3 separate regions of the Homo sapiens genome follow, and regions 2 and 3 are each linked to region 1. The links are chromatin contacts, found by Hi-C or POLR2A ChIA-PET in ENCODE. All regions are on one chromosome and are shown on one strand. The core of a region is the stretch at or near the end of the contact, and the rest is flanking DNA. Distances in the headings are between cores, read along the strand shown. Region 1 has its middle 100 kb from the start of LINC03062. Region 2 has its middle 54 kb from the start of SECISBP2. Region 3 overlaps SEMA4D (semaphorin 4D).

The links. A loop is a pair of places that touch in the nucleus more often than their neighbours do. ChIA-PET counts read pairs that join two places held with the same protein, here RNA polymerase II (POLR2A). Pooled maps may share reads with other maps.
Region 2: a loop to region 1 is called in a pooled map, with 2.7 times the contacts of the local background. The contact joins two enhancer-like sites. A Hi-C loop is called at or near these places in 1 of 37 single-sample maps with no recorded cell type and 1 of 50 pooled maps. POLR2A ChIA-PET finds 5 or more read pairs at or near these places in 1 of 52 experiments (naive thymus-derived CD8-positive, alpha-beta T cell).
Region 3: a loop to region 1 is called in a pooled map, with 2.4 times the contacts of the local background. The contact joins two enhancer-like sites. A Hi-C loop is called at or near these places in 1 of 37 single-sample maps with no recorded cell type and 6 of 50 pooled maps. POLR2A ChIA-PET finds 5 or more read pairs at or near these places in 1 of 52 experiments (GM12878).

What each region holds. Positions count from the first base shown.
Region 1 is chr9:89,742,378-89,744,891 of GRCh38, forward strand. No RefSeq gene overlaps it. Among named protein-coding and RNA genes, the nearest start is that of LINC03062, 100 kb to the left of the region's middle. RefSeq lists enhancers at 766-815, 1,416-1,475. Within about 2 kb of position 1,259, at least 6 of the 41 ENCODE cell types and tissues checked have a DNase peak (open chromatin) inside an H3K27ac peak, as active enhancers do; they include GM12878, where a contact is called at or near this core.
Region 2 is chr9:89,371,018-89,373,531 of GRCh38, forward strand. It overlaps a transcript of SEMA4D not described here. Among named protein-coding and RNA genes, the nearest start is that of SECISBP2, 54 kb to the left of the region's middle. RefSeq lists an enhancer at 2,141-2,210. Within about 2 kb of position 1,259, at least 3 of the 41 ENCODE cell types and tissues checked have a DNase peak (open chromatin) inside an H3K27ac peak, as active enhancers do.
Region 3 is chr9:89,399,321-89,401,834 of GRCh38, forward strand. It overlaps SEMA4D (semaphorin 4D), which reads right to left. Exons shown (of 16, transcript NM_001371194.2): 5 at 1-18. Among named protein-coding and RNA genes, the nearest start is that of SECISBP2, 82 kb to the left of the region's middle. Within about 2 kb of position 1,256, at least 4 of the 41 ENCODE cell types and tissues checked have a DNase peak (open chromatin) inside an H3K27ac peak, as active enhancers do; they include GM12878, where a contact is called at or near this core.

The DNA.
Region 1 (2,514 bases), core at 9-2,508:
AGGCTGGAGTGCAGTGGTGAGATCTCGGCTCACTGCAACTTCTGCCTCCCAGATTCAAGCGATTCTCCAGCCTCAGCCTCCCGAGTAGCTGGGACTACAAGTGCGTGCCACCACACCCAGCTAATTTTTCTATTTTTAGTAGAGATGAGGTATCACCATGTTGGCCAGGCTGGTCTCAAACTCCTGAACTCAGGTGATCTGCCCGCCTCGGCCTCCCAAAATGCTGGGATTACAGGCATGAGCCATTGCACCCAGCCTTGAAATGTCTTTAAAAATACCTTTACCTTTAGTCAGATACCTAAAGGATAAAAACTGTATGATTCCACTTATTTGAGGTAGCTAGTGTCCCAGCTACAATCAAATTCGTAGAAGCAGAAAGTAGGATGGTGGTTGCCAGGGGCTGGGGTTGGGGGCTGGGGAGTTGTCTAATGGGGATAGTTTCAGTTTTGCAAGATGCAAACGTTTTGAAGATGGAGGGTGGTGATGGTTGCACAACAGTGTGAATGTTCTTAATGCCACTGAACTGTACGCTGAACAACGAATTAAGACAGTAAATTTTATGTTGTGCATATTTTACTACAATAAAAACCAGCTAGGCTGCTGGCCAGCATGTCCATCAGCGCCGTGGGTGGTGGCTCCTGAGGGTGGGGTGCAGTCTCCCTCATCTACCCAACACCTGCAGGCACCTGGCCTGGGATACCTCATTCCTGGCCAGGTATCACATCATCCTCACATGTCTTTGGCCTTGGGAGCCTGGCTTGCCTGGTGACCAGGGGCTTTGCTGTGATCCTGATGGCTGCTGAGAAGGTCTCTCTCTTACCAAACCAGAAGAAAGACATCCTTTATGGCAAATAGCACCGTGAAAACAGCTGGGCCTACAAGGGTTGTGGCAGCAGCTTCTGCCTGAGAAACCGCGGCCGGGTCGTTGTGGCCTCAGGGAGTCCAGGCCTCTGCTTGCTTGGTGGGACTCAGTCCCAGCTGTGGGTTGCTATCACTGCAGCTGTCTGCTCTCATTTTGCATTTTTGTTCATCTGGAGCCCTCCCCACCTCACCTGCAGAGCCCAGGAGGTGGCACACTCTGGGAGGTCCCAGGCAGAAGAGCTGGCTTAGGGTGGTGGGTGCCCCATTGCCTGGGATTTGAGAACCTGCCCCTTTGGTTTTTATAATTAGATTTCTAACAGGATCCAAGTGAAACCACAACCCAAACCCTAAGCTGTGAACCCAGCAGCTTTTCTGAGCACACCCCTCCCCTTACACACATCACAGGCCTGGGACCGTGGCCTCCAGGCTCGGGGAGACTATAGACCTTTGTTTGCTTCCTTTCAGGGCTTGAGGCGGTTTTTCTTCCCCTCCCCAGTCTTGCAGATTCTTTTGAAAACCCCAGAGTCCCACTTTCAACTCCTTCTTCTGGTCTCTGATAAAAGGCATGCTAAGAATCACTTCTAACAGTTTCAGTGAGAGCTAAGAAAGCTGTCTGCAAAGACAGGACATCAAAGCACAGAGCTCAGGTGTGCTCTGGCTGGCCTGAGACAGCCCTGTGGCGGGAGGGAGCGTCTGCAGCCTCCAAACTGGCCCTGCTGCCCCCAGGGGTCCCAGACTTCCCTGGCTGCAGCCCCTGCCCTGGGCCTCCTGGCTACTGCCCGTCTGTACCTAGCCTTCTGGCAGGAGCCAGAGAGCTGACTGCCAGGAAAAGCCACAGCGAACCCTGCAAATTGCCCAGATACCTGGAGACAACATCTTAATTGCCCTGTGAAGAGCTGCCTGGCTGGAGAGTCCCTTTCTGTGGGTAGGCAAGGTTTGAACTTCAAAGAGGTTCTCGCCTGGTTCACAATGTTTACAGCAGCTCCAGGAGTGACAGAATAATTTTGGTGTCCTTGGAGAGAGTTGCCTGGCAGGGCTTCTATGTCTGCTGTGGTCTAAGAGCCTCAGGGGGACCACGATTTGTGGGACTCACCACAGACAGCCCTACTGTCCCGGGAATGCCGCCGGCTCTGCTTTTATGGTGTCTTTGACTCCAGCTCTAGGCTCTGGGCATCCACCATGGGGTGGGGCCAGGGTATGGGCTGGCCGGGGGCTAAGTTCACTGACCGTGGCCAGCCCGGTCCTGGGCATGTGAGGATCACCACCTATGTGTCTCATTCCAGAGTTTCATGGTTGGGGGCTCTGGTGGGGTGACAGGTGATTTATCAATTTATTTCCATCTTCTCGACTCTAGCCTCCTTGCAGGAAGGGGGTGGGTTTGGAATCATCCCCTCACTCCTCAGTCATCACCCAGGGCAGTCCCTTACATACCTCAGCTTAGGCCTGGCTGCTGAGAGTGTGTGTGATGGTGGATCATGCCTGCTGGAGAAATGCAGGCCTGGATCTTCCTGTTGCAGATGGATCCACTGTTCCAGTGTCACTACCTAGCCCATGCTTCACGGCATAAAGCAATGCCTATTTCCCTGGGCTCATGTGTTCTGTGAGTCAGGTGTTCAGGCAGGGCTGCTGGAAAGCTCACCCAGAGGGGTGACT
Region 2 (2,514 bases), core at 9-2,508, 370 kb before region 1:
TGGTATCTGGGGTGGGGTGTGGTGTGTGTCAGGGGTATGTGTATGTCTGGGGTGTGGGGTGTGTGTTATGTCTGGGGTGTATAAGGTGTGTGTGGGGGGGTGTGGTGTGTATGTCTGGGGTGTGGGGTGTGTGTTATGTCTGGGGTGTATAAGGTGTGTGTGGGGGGGGTGTGGTGTGTATCTGGGGTGTGGTGTGTGGGGTGTGGTGTGTGTCTGGGGTAGGGTGCGTATGTGGGGTGGGCTGTGGCATGTGTGTGGGGTGTGGTGTGTGACGGTGTGTGTGTCTGGGGTGTGGTGTGTGTGGGGTTGGTGTGTGTCTGGAGTGTGGTGTGTGTTGGGGTGTGTGTGTCTGGGGTGTGGCATGTGTGTCTGGGGTGTGGTGTGTGTCTGGGGTGTGGTGTGTGTCTGGGGTGTGTGTGTGGGGTGTGGTGTGTGTCTGGGGTGTGTGTGTGGGGTGTGATGTGTGTGGGATGTGTCTGGGGTGTAGTGTGTGTGTGTCTGGGGTGTGGTGTGTGTGTGGGGGTGTGTTTGGGGTGTGGTGTGTGGGGGGGGGTGTGTGTCTGGGGTGTGGTGTGTGTCTGGGGTGTGGTGTGTGTCGGGTGTGTGTGTGGGGTGTGATGTGTGTGGGATGTGTCTGGGGTGTGGTGTGTGTCTGGGGTGTGTGTGTGGGGTGTGATGTGTGTGGGATGTGTCTGGGGTGTGGTGTGTGTCTGGGGTGTGGTGTGTGTCGGGTGTGGTGTGTGTGTGGGGGGTGTGGTGTGTGTCGGGGTGTGTTTGGGGTGTGTGTGTGGGGGGTGTGTGTGTCTGGGGTGTGGTGTGTGTTGGGGGTGTGGTGTCTGAGGTGTGTGTGGGGGGGTGTGATGTGTGTGGTGTCTGGGGTGTGGTATGTGTGTGGTGTGTGGGGTGTGGTGTGTGTGGGGTGTGGTGTGTGTGGGGTGTGGTGTGTGTGGGGTGTGGTGTGTGTCTGGGGTGTGGTGTGTGTCTGGGGTGTGGTGTGTGTCTGGGGTGTGGTGTGTGTTGGGGTGTGTGTGTCGGGTGTGGTGTGTTGGGGGCGTGGTGTGTGTCGGGTGTGTGTGTGGGGGGTGTGATGGGTGTGGTGTGTGGGGTGTGTGTGTTGGGGGGCGTGGTGTGTGTCGGGTGTGTGTGTGGGGGGTGTGATGGGTGTGGTGTGTGTGGGGGGTGTGGTGTGTGTCTGGGGGGTGTGGTGTGTGTCTGGGGTGTGGTGTGTCTGGGCTGTGGTGGGTGTGTGGGGTGTGGTGTGTGTCGGGGGTGTGTATGGGGTGTGGTGTGGGTCGGGGGTGTGGTGTCTGAGGTGTGTGTGGGGGGGTGTGGTGTGGTGTGTGTCTGGGATGTGGTGTCTGGGGTGTGGTGTGTCGGGGGTGTGTGTGTGTCTGGGGTGTGGTGTGTGTGTCCCTGCCCGTCCTTCACGGCTGGTACCAGGGTGACTGACTATAGTAAATGTGCATTGCTAGCCGCATGACAAAGCTTAGACAGCAGTCCATCCCAGGGCCAACGCGGTGCAGGATGGCTGTGCAACAGCTCTGAACACTCTCAAGGCCGCTGTCCCTCCTGTGCGGCCACAGTGCACACTGAGGCAGTCGGCCACTCCCAGCTGCTCCAGGCCCTGCCGATGCACTCAGTCCCCCAGGACTCAGGATCATAGGGCTAGCGGCTCCCAGGGCACGGGCCCCAAGGCAGTGCAGTCCTGACCTGCCCACCCCTCTTGTCACTGAGCCCAGGGTACCATGCTTGGGGTGACACCATGTGCTGTCTCACCTGGGCACTGCAAAGGCATAGTTCCCACTATGACACCCCTAGGGTGTCCCAGGGCCTTCTCAGGACCGTCCCATCCTGCCCCAGGGACAAGGCTGGCCTGTGCCAGGGCCATCAGTGGATCTTTCCGTATCATCTTCCACTGATAATTCCACTTCCTAGAGGCGAGAACTGTGGTGGAGAAGGGATGAAATGTGTCTAGGTGGAGAGTGGCACTGGTGGCCAATCTCCCACCCCAGCTCCTGACACAGGCCCACAGGTGTGGCCCTGTCCCTCCCTTGGATGGGCACTGAGGCCCCTGGGTGCAGGACAAGGGTGGGCCTCCACCCCACCACCAGGCCTCAAGCTCTCGCATCCCCAGGACACAGGCCTCTCCGCCCTACTCCGCCCACGTGGCCACATCACCTCCACCGCACCCCACGTTGGGCCCTTGTGCCCTGGCAGCCTCTGCACACACCACAGGCTATGTTTTCCCCTGTGCAGACCCACCCCGATCCCCTTTCAGGAAGCGCTTTGGCCTCAGAGGGCCCTCACCTCTCCTGGATGGCCAAGTCCCTGGGGCCACTTTCTGAGCACTGGCCAAGTGTTGGGGCAGGTGGGGACATCTCCTGGGTGACACATGGGCCTCCACCAGCTCTGGGGCAGACCCAGTCCCCAAGTGCAACCCTGACCAGCTGACCTTCCATCAGTCAGCCCTCTCTGGGGGGTGAGACGCTCCCCAAGACACAGGGTCACCCAGCA
Region 3 (2,514 bases), core at 6-2,505, 340 kb before region 1:
TGAGACCTTCCAATACACCTGTTGGGATAGAGTCCATATCAGTGCATATTCTTTTAAAGAGATACTAGTATAAAAATGCACAATTTTAAAAGCACATGATAGAGTTTAGAGCCTAGAGGTTTCTCCTGAGATGATCAATTCTCAGACTGCAAGGGAGGTTCAGAGAGCAGGGGAGCAGCCTGGGGCCTTCATGAACATCCTCACTGTGATCCTTATCCTGAAACCAGTGGAGTCTGGAAGACCAGCTCCAAAAGTTCCATCACTCACCATAAAACAGCAGCAAAAATCAAACTCGTGAAAGTGGAGAAAATTAAATTATTTTTCAAAAACCTAAACCATAAGTATTTTCAAACATCAAAGTGGGCTTTTTTCCATCCATTCAAAGTGACTCTACAGGCCGGGCGCAGTGGCTCACACCTGTGATCCCAGCACTTTGGGAGGCTGAGGCAGGCGGATCACCTGAGGTCAGGAGTTCCAGACCAGCCTGGCCAACATGGTGAAACTCCATCTTTACTAAAAATACAAAAATTATCTGGGAGTGGTGGCGGGCGCCTGTAATCCCAGCTACTCGAGAGGCTGAGGCAGGAGAATCTCTTGAACCCGGGAGGCGAAGGTTGCAGTAAGCCGAGATCGCACCACTGCACTCCAGCCTCGTGTGCCTGGGCAACAGAGTAAGACTCCGTCTCAAAAAAAAAAAAAAAAAAAAAAAAAAGTGACTCTACAGTCCAGTTTAAAAAAAAAAGCCACAATATTCACTGTATCAGTAGAAAGGGAGATTTACGATTCCTTAAACTTGCATGTTGGCAGCAGGAGGAAGTGATGAACTAACACCACCAGCTCAGCTCAGGCACCATCTTAGTAAGATCCATGTTCCTACCACCTCTTCTTTCAAACCAGGGACAATTCGTGATCAGAAACTTCCAGGGGGTGGGGGCCTTAGCCCCTTGCCCTCCAAAGCCCCCACAGAATAGAAAGCAACATAAGACAAAAGGGAAGGTTTCTATATCTATCTCTGCCTCACCTTCCCCAAAATGCCCCCTCTCTCTGTGATGTTCCATAACTGATGCAAAAGAAACCAGTAACAATGTATTTTTCTCCACCAAAAGGCTTGTAGCAGGTGTCAGGACTCAGAGGTTAGGAAGCACACAGGGCTTCTAGGAGGGAGAGTATGAGGAGAGGAACCCCACTTTAGGTTTCTAACTAACTCTGTGAGTTCCTGAACAGCACCCAGGCTGCAGACACAGTACTAAGGGAGTGTCATTTCATAGAAATGGAAGTCCTGATAGGGGCACACAAAAGCGGAACAGAGTCTCATTTAAAATAGCCACTTCCTTCAGCATTTAAAGTACAGATGATTTCGTCAACTCGCATGAAATGCATAAGGACAAGGGAACGTACACTTCAACAGACTCTTGATCACGTTTGCAGGGATTTTCACTGATGCTTGGCGGGGGTCTCTTTATTTTTTTCTTTTAAGTATAAGAGGTCCCCAAGCCTCTCCCCAACCCCGAGGGACCACCATGGTGTCATTAACAGAGCAATGTCTGGCTCTCACTGAACACCTGTGGGGCCAGCACAAACACACTGTCCACAATTCCCCCAAGACCGAGTGTGAGCCTGTGTGGTCAGGAAGGCGCTCAGAGGAAGAGAATTTAACAGACACGCGAAGAGTAAGAGCTGAGTGAGGTGAGACCACCACATCTTTCTGCTCAGAGTGCCTCACAGTGCTGAATACTTTGTTTTTGTTTTTTTGAGACAGGGTCTCGCTCTGTTGCCCAGGCTGGACTGCAGTGGCATGATCTCAGCTCACTGCAGCCTCGACCTCCTGGGCTCAAGTGATCCTCCCACTTCAGACTTCCAAGCACCTCAGACTCCCAAGACCTGAGCCACCACACCTGGCTATTTTTTGCAGTTTTTGTAGAGAAAGGGTTTCGCCATGTTGCCCAGGCTGGTCTCAAACTCTTGAGCTCAAGTAATCCGCCTACCTCGACCTCCCACAGTGTTAGGATAACATGCGTGAGCCACAGCACCCAGCCAAATACTTGTTTTCAGAGCATAATGCTCAGAGCTCATTTATGTGTCAAACAGAAATTGAGAAATAAGCTAGACCCTGGAGATGAAAACAAAAAGAGATCTGGGCAGAAAATGTCCAGCGTGAACCTGGAACAGATTCCAGAGAGCAAGAAAACTAACCCCACACCGCGAGGTCTCAGGAGCCAACCCAAACAGGCTGCTGTTGACCATGGATGCGACGATTTGAGCATGAGGTAGGTGTTTCACTGTGATGGGTCAAAGAAGAGCAAATATCTTTAAATCTATGACTTCATTGTGACACTAAAAATCAATCAAAAAACTCACTCTTGCCCTTCAGAGGGGAAACTGACTCATTAACTCATTATTCTGAAAACTGGTAAATAAAGGCAAAGATTCCAAGCATCGATTCTGCATTTCCCAAAGGAAATGGGACCTCTACGGACCAAAATAGCTGGTGATGGGCACTTCCCCTTTTATACG